Linked DNA regions of Mus musculus: region 2 is linked to region 1. Evidence: chromatin contacts called from ENCODE Hi-C or POLR2A ChIA-PET data. All regions are on one chromosome and are shown on one strand. Each heading gives the region's core, a stretch centred on a gene start or an enhancer-like site at or near the end of the contact. The rest is flanking DNA. Distances are from core to core; before and after follow the strand shown.

What was found. A loop is a pair of places that touch in the nucleus more often than their neighbours do. ChIA-PET counts read pairs that join two places held with the same protein, here RNA polymerase II (POLR2A).
Region 2: a map of heart shows a loop between it and region 1 (1.9-fold over the local background). The contact joins the enhancer-like site here to the promoter of Ablim1 in region 1. A Hi-C loop is called at or near these places in 1 of 37 maps with a recorded cell type or tissue (heart). POLR2A ChIA-PET finds 5 or more read pairs at or near these places in 1 of 5 experiments (Patski).

What each region holds. Positions count from the first base shown.
Region 1 is chr19:57,214,782-57,218,659 of GRCm38, reverse strand. It overlaps Ablim1 (actin-binding LIM protein 1), which reads left to right and starts at 2,628. Exons shown (of 26, transcript NM_178688.4): 1 at 2,628-2,946. The coding sequence starts at 2,703.
Region 2 is chr19:57,175,992-57,179,845 of GRCm38, reverse strand. All of the region lies in intron 1 of Ablim1 (actin-binding LIM protein 1), which reads left to right. Among named protein-coding and RNA genes, the nearest start is that of Ablim1, 38 kb to the left of the region's middle. Within about 2 kb of position 2,370, at least 1 of the 3 ENCODE cell types and tissues checked has a DNase peak (open chromatin) inside an H3K27ac peak, as active enhancers do; it is heart, where a contact is called at or near this core.

The DNA.
Region 1 (3,878 bases), core at 1,379-3,878:
TCTTTCTGTCTCTGTCTTTCTCTGTCTCTGTCTCTTTCTGTGTGTGTGTGTGTGTGTGTGTGTGTGTGTGTGTGTGTGTGTGCAAGTACCTTTAGAGGCTAGAAGAGGGTATTGGGTCCCCTGAAGCTGGTGTTATAGGCAGCTGTGAGCTGCTTGGCATGAGTAGCTCGGGTCCTCTAGAAGAGCAGCAGAGGAACACAACTGCTGTGCCAACTGCAGCCTCATGGATATGAATTTGAGATATCTTAAAGCTGTCCAAGTCTCCTTCTCTGTTGTTAGTATGTACCAGAGCTTGTGTTGAAGGAGTAGTGGCATGTTTCTCTGTATACACACACACACACACACACACACACACACACACACACACACACAACAAACACACCCATGCAGACAAGTAGCAGGTCAGGTTTCAGTGTACAAAGAACAGAGCTGGAGGAACACACACACAGGCACAGGTACAGGTACACGAACATGCACACATACACACAAATGTAGAAACACAGACACACACATGCATACATATACACAAATGTATGCACACACACCACAGAAAGAACTAATGGTGAAAAGTATCGTACCCCACACTGCAGTGTTTACCAGACAGACACTAGAACATCTGGTTTTCCATCTTCCTAACGCTGTGACCCTTTAATACAGTCCCTCGTGTTGTGGTGACCCCCAGCCACAAAATTATTTTCATGGGTACTTTATAACTGTAATTTTGCTACTGTTATGAATCATAATGTAAATATCCGTGTTGTCAGATTGTCTTCTTTGGGGGTTCATGACCCACAGGTAAAACCACTGCCCTAGACAAACCAAACAGAACCACAGTATATGCTCATAGCTGTGTTCTGAACATTGGAAATGCTGATGGGATATCTTACGTTACAAATCCCAAGACTCTTCATGGTATTCGAGTAAGAAAGAAAGCACACAAAGGTTGTTTCAACAGCCTTGTGAGCTATCCTTAGAATAAGATGTGGCAAAGGGTATGTGCCTATGTGTCTGAGTGTCTGTGGGTGGAGTGTGTAGGTACGGGAGAGGTTGCTATCGGGTTTAACCCTGAAACTTCATGGGACTTTTGAAATTTGACTCCACTGTCGCTGGCCCCAGGCTAGACTGGGAAGCCCTTGCAACCATCTTGCTCTTCTGATCCCACCGTGGACAGAAAAACTCCAGCAAATTTGGTGTCTCTGGTTCTTGAATGCTGCTGCCAAGTCCTGCAGTGAGGATCAGGAGGCAGTAAGGGCTTCGCTGCTCACTCCATCCCCCTGGCCTTTGAGGAAGGCCTCCTAGTGTAGAAAGCTGAAGGGCTACAGTTTAGGACTTAGCCACACCCCCAGGATTGCTACATTGTATCTAGGAAGGCTATCAGCCTCTTCAATACTTCCCTTCCTAGTCTTAAAGGATAGAGCTGGTTGGGCCATCCCTTGCCGGTCCTGGTTTGGATGACTTTTAGGAATGGAAATTTCTGGGCTCCACTCACAAGTCTCTCATGTGGGGGTCTAAGCAGTTGCCTCACAGTTTGTATTCTTGAAACTGCTGGATTTTATCTTCTCAGACCCTTCTAGGCTTGCAGTTCCATTTTACTTAAAGGGTACGATGTTCTTTGTTTTGTTTTGTTTTGTTTTGTTTTCTTTTGTTTTGTTTTGTTTTGTTTTGTTTTGTTGAGACAAGTTTTCTCTGTGTAACAGCCCTGACTGTCCTGGAATTCACTTTGTAGACCAGGCTGGCTTTGAACTTACAGAGATCTACCTGCCTCTGCCACTAGTTCCTGGTGCTGGAACTAAAGGTGTGGGTCACCAGGCCAGGCTCCCAATGAAAAGAAAATTCTATAAGAGTCCAGTAGCCCAACAATAGGAGAAGGAGCATAGATGTAGTCACTCTGACCTGTCACTGTTGTGTGGCTGTAGAATGTCACATGGTGTACTTAACCCTACAGTTGTAGACTTCACAACAATCATAAGCAGGGCTCCTTTCGTGTGTCAGAGCCCTAAGTCTCCGAGGAAGGACCTCCTGGGGTTGACTTTGTGAAAGCACGAAGCTACTGCCCACACAATGCTCTCTCCCTCCTGAGTTAGTAGGACACCCAGGACATGGCTGAGACTGTTAAAACACTTTGGCTACTGAAATGCAGCAGAGTTCATGACGTTCGGGGAGAGGATTCTCTAGAACATGCAGAGGAAGCAATTGCTTACCATGGCCTCCTGGAGTCGAGTCTGCCATTAATTAAAGCCGGGAGCTTCTGTTGAGACTCATGCGGCCTCTTGAGATTCCAAATGCTGGCACTCTTGCAGTTAATGCCTGAGTCTTTCCCTGGACCGCATTTGTAGATCGAATGCAGTCTCTGAGCCCAGTTAGACCTGTTCATAGCACTCTCGCCAGATAATAATAGAGATTCTAGAAATAGTTGCCAGATAATTCTTTTAGGTTATCGCTCTAGGTGGCGGTATTAATTTTGCTTTCCGATAGGAACTCCTGTCTCAGACTGCAGTCAGGAGTTCCTGGTGATGGCTGTTTTTATACATAATCATCTGGCTGCAAATATGGCTAAGCTCCTGAGGGTAATCTTTTAAATATGTCCTTCTTAATCTTCTTTGCTGGGCGGTGAGGGAAGAGATGCTAGGGGAACTGCTACTGGGGAGCCCTGCTTCCCGGGCTTCTGGGTCAGATCTTGATGTCATGTCTGCTATGCCAAGATGCCATCCTTGCTTGGGTTAAAGTGTCTGGGGAAATTGTGCAGCTCTGAGATAGGCAAAGTTCCCTCACCAGAGAGAGCCAGCCTCAGGAACTCCCACAGGAGACTGCTTATTGAGGACCTGAGTGTCCCCGAGACTCCTGACCCTGCTCATCGCAGGCGTGGCACAGTCATACATCTGGTCTATCTGTATTCTGCTGGCTGTGGTCCACCAGAGCTCAGGTTTAGCAGCTATGATCCATCCGGTAAGTACCCGAATCCCCTTTGACACAGGCTGTGTTTTGTGATTGACATAGGTATTAAAGTATCTCCCCCGCCCATTCCTCAGTGTCGTGCACTTCAAAGCATTATACATGTCCTTCATGTATAATGAATGGGGCAGGAGTAGGAGACATGAAGGCCCCGGCAGAAAGACAGTCATGCATCTTACTCTCTGGTCTTAGGATCTTTATAACAAATACATGTCTTTTGAGGCATGGCTGGAATAATTAGTGATGATGAGAAATACGATGCCAAAGAGCTCCTCCCCCAGTGTTGTTCTTAAATATGACCAAGAGCAGAAAAGAACAGCAAAGGGTGACCTATGCAAAGCTCGAGGTCAGATTGTGTTGCCACCTGAGAAAGGTTTGTCTAGTGGAGTGTTTGAAAGGACAGATGTGTTTTCATATTGAGAGAGCCATATTAACACTCTTCGGCCAATCTCATTATAATGTAACTGTTAATTCGATGGCTTGGGAAGGCCATGGAGAGAGCTTAGGATGGGGAGGGAGTCACTGATGTGGTATGTGTGTGTGTGTGTGTGTGTGTGTGTGTGTGTATACACAATATGTGTGTTCACAAGCATGTGGAGGTCAGGGTAGCTTCAGGGCACTGGTCAGAGAATCCACCTTGGTTTTTTAGACATCATCTCTTCATTGCCCTCAAAGAGTAGGTTAGGCTGAGTGGCCAGTGAAGGAACTCTTTCTGCCTCCTCATCTCTGGCACACACACACCCCAACACCTAGATTTCTAACTGGGCTCTGGGAACTGAACCTGGGTCCTGGTGGTTGGATGGCAAGTACTCCATCAAGTGAACTGTCATCACCCAGCCTCACTTACTGATTTGGACAAGGTCTCGGACTTTGGCGTTGTAATGGTACCTTTAGTGGCCTGGTGCCTTCCCAGCTGTTCATTGCCT
Region 2 (3,854 bases), core at 1,121-3,620, 39 kb after region 1:
CCTTGTGCAGCTAAGATTCTTACCCACTGAGCCATTCCCACAATTCGTAGAGTCATCGTCACCATGCATAGTCCCCTCCTATAGCAATGCAGGCAGTCTGACCCTGAGAAAGACTCTGATCTTGCCTGTACGGGGCAGGCAGCTCTTCCTCACAGTCTCACCTTTGTGGACTCTTCTCTTCACATAGCTCCTTCCAAAGCTCTTGTATTCCACGAGCTTTTCCCCATTTGCTTATGTATCTGTTTACTAGCCGGCATCCCTCTCCAGTGACGATGCAGTCGGGTCTTCGTCTTTTCCGAGCTGGCTAATAGGAATCTAAAGTGCCTGCCTGCCGCACTAGCTCTGTTTCCTCCTCTGCTGAATCACATTTTCCTGTGGAAATTCCAGCCTCCTGCAGTTTCCAAGTCTGAGCCTTGGAGCAGACTGTTTCAGATGTGGGATCTTGGGCAAGGTGTTCACCTCTTCTTGATTGGGTTTCCTGTAAACCCTGTATTCTGTAAACAAGAGTAGGGAACAGTACCTCACATGGCATGTGTGGGGAAGGTCTGTCTGTGATTGGCACACCAGGACAGTACAAGGTCTGGAACACATTAGTTCGTAAATATCACATGTAATAGTGATTTACTAATGTGTGTATGTGTGTGTGTGTGTGTGTGTGTTCCTGGGGACACATGTGCATGTGCGTGCAAATGTGTAGAGGTCAAAGGGCATTCTCAGTTGTCATATGTTCCTCAGGAACTGTCCCACCTTCTTTTAGAGACAGGGTCTCTGATTTTTACCTGGAATTCACAGGGATCCTCCTGGTCCCAGTTCTCCTGTGCTGGTTACAAGTGCAAGCCACCATCCTATGTATCTGCACACGCCACACACATATATATGCACACATACAAGTGAGATGGAGAAGCCACCAGATGGCTGGACTTGTGCATCATTCCAGCCGTGAATCCAGCTGTAGCTGGGAATGCCCGCTGCTTGCTTCCCTCTGATTGGCAGCAGTTAGAGCAAATGGCCGAGAGAGTCAACACATATACCAAGAGGTTACTGGAACCCTGTCTTACCACCTTTATATATTCTTTATGTTCTGTGGGTCACATGACCCCAGCTGTACAAGCACCTGCCCTTAAATCTGACAGAAGTTTCCTCACAAAAGAATTTTCAGTCCTGTAAAGATCCTGTGACGTACTCTTGCCTCCTGAATGCTGATTCATCACTAGCTGAACTAATAATGTGCCTCAGATTGCAGTTCCCAGGGTCCCCAATAAAGCCTTCCCCACACCCCCCCCTTTTTTTTTTTTTTTTTTTTTGCAGTTTTTGAGCAGAACTGGTCAACAAAGATATAGGAAAGGAAACCTTTGACCCCTCCATGCCATCTCAGAAACTCAGACCTGTGTCAGAACCTGATCCTGAGGTGTCCTGGGCTGGACCTTGTCAGTCAGGTTGGATTTGGAGAGGTGGGACAGACAAGAGCCGATTTAAACAGGGTGCACAAAGCCTGCGGAGACCTTGGGGGAAATACTGCCTGGGGTCAGGAAGTGGCCCTCAAGTTCGGCTCAAGAGAGATTAGTGTGACAATCCCACTACATAACATTCAAGTGCTTGCTCTCTGGAGTTGAGACACCCACCCCCTGTTCAAACCCCCACCCCCACCCCACAGTGGGACAAGTCCTCCGCTGATGGAGCTCCATTTTAGAGATCTCAGAGGCTAGTGTCACTGACATTCCTGATGCCAGCAGAGAACCTTGAACTTGTCCCATTGTGAACTGGAGAGCTAGTGGGGGTTTCTCTGTAGTTGTTTGGTTTTTGTTCTTTTAAACATAATTACTTAAAAAATTAGAATACAGGAATTGAGATATAATGCAGCAGTCTCTATACCTAAACACCAAGTTTCCCTCATTATGGATATGTAAGTACAATTCATTTGTTATAATAAGCCAGACAGTGTTTCTAACAGACTTAATAAGGCCCATGTTTCTTAGTGTTTTTAAGTTTAATTTTTTTAAGATTTATAATTATATTATTCCCCCCCTCATTCATAATCTCTCTTTGTTATTGTTGCTTATATATAAACATATAAATACAGCCTGCTCAGTCCACTTAGTGTTATTTATTCCAGGGCTGACCACTTGGTATTGGAAAATCAGTTAGGGTGCTCTCACCTGGGAAAGACTATCCCCTCCCCTCCACTTGCATACAGCTCCCAACTCAAAGGCTGAGGAGGACCGTGACATGGGTGTCTCTCAGTATGTCATATGATCCAGAGGACATGTAACACACCTGAGTCCTGGCACAGGTCCAGGGTCTTTCCTGCCTGGAGTGTTTCATTTCACAGGTCCTAGCTTCACGTCCGTCTCCAAGAGGGCCTGGGGGTGCAGGGTAGGCTCTGTAATGGCCTCTGCCTGAGGACACCAGAGGTCGCTCAGGGTCATACTTCCTAACCTTCTGCCAGCGCTGGCGCTTCAGAGGGGCAGCTGGACCACTTTATTTGACTGTGAAAGTGAACCCACAGTTCCTTGGGCTTAGCTTGCAGTAGGCAGTGTTGTCAGAGGGGCCAGAGTCTCTCCAAACTTGGAGCTATGCCCTGGAGAAATCTACATCTCAGGTTCTTTTGTTTCAGTATTATCCAGAAAGATGCAACTGCTGTGGGAGTTCCCTGCACTTCTCCTTAAGATGAACAAGCCATGGAAGATTTTCATGGCTTGTGTGTGCGTGCGTGCACACACACACACACACACACACACACATACATACATACACACGCACATGCACACACACACACATGCACACACACGCACATGCACACACACACATACACACACACACACACACAAACACACATGCACATGCCTTCCAGGGTAAATCATTGGCCACTAGAAACAGTGGGAAGAGTTAAGAAGCCTTGGGCAAAGGGCACATGACAGGAATGTGAGCTCTTTAGTCCTCAGTTTCCCCATCAGTAGAAGAAACAGAGAACACCCAGGCTCTGATGGACTCATCAGCGTGAAAATTAGCAAAAGTGAGCGACTCCGTGAATGCAGCTCTGATGTTGTACTGTAAATCTTAACTATTTTTAGCGGCTTACTTGATGAGAATGCTAGCAGTCAGGCCATGACGGCTCAGGGGTTAAGAGGCACACTGGTCTTGGAGAGGACCTGAGTTTGGGTTCCCAGTAACCATGTGGTTCATCCCACAACCACCTGTAATGCTCCAGTGATCCGTTCCTCTCTCCTGGCCTACATGGACACTTCACTCACATACATACATACATACATACATACATACATACATACATGGACCATCCACATACTTACACACATAATTAAAAATAAAAGTAAAATCATTTTTCAGAAAAACTGCTAAAGTTCTTCATCTGGAATGTGTGTAAGAATTGCTTGAGAAATTTATTAGAAGATTACTGACCCCACACCTGGGCAAATACTGGGGATTTTTTAATTAAAGAAAGATACAAGGATTTATAATTCTAGGGTTGGCACAGTTACCTTGGTGATAGCCAGGATCCTGGGCCTACTAGAGACATGCACTGTCTTACATGTCATAAATGTATGTCATACACTGACATATACATATGCTGTCCTACATGTGTCATAAATGTATGTCATACACTGACATATACATATGCTGTCCTACATGTGTCATAAATGTATGTCATACACTGACATATACTGTCATACATGTGACATAAATGTATGTGATACACTGACATACACATACACTGTCATACATGTGACATAAATGTATGTGATACACTGGCATACACATGCACTGTCATACATGTGACATAAATATATGCAATACACTGACATACACATACACTGTCATACATGTGACATAAATGT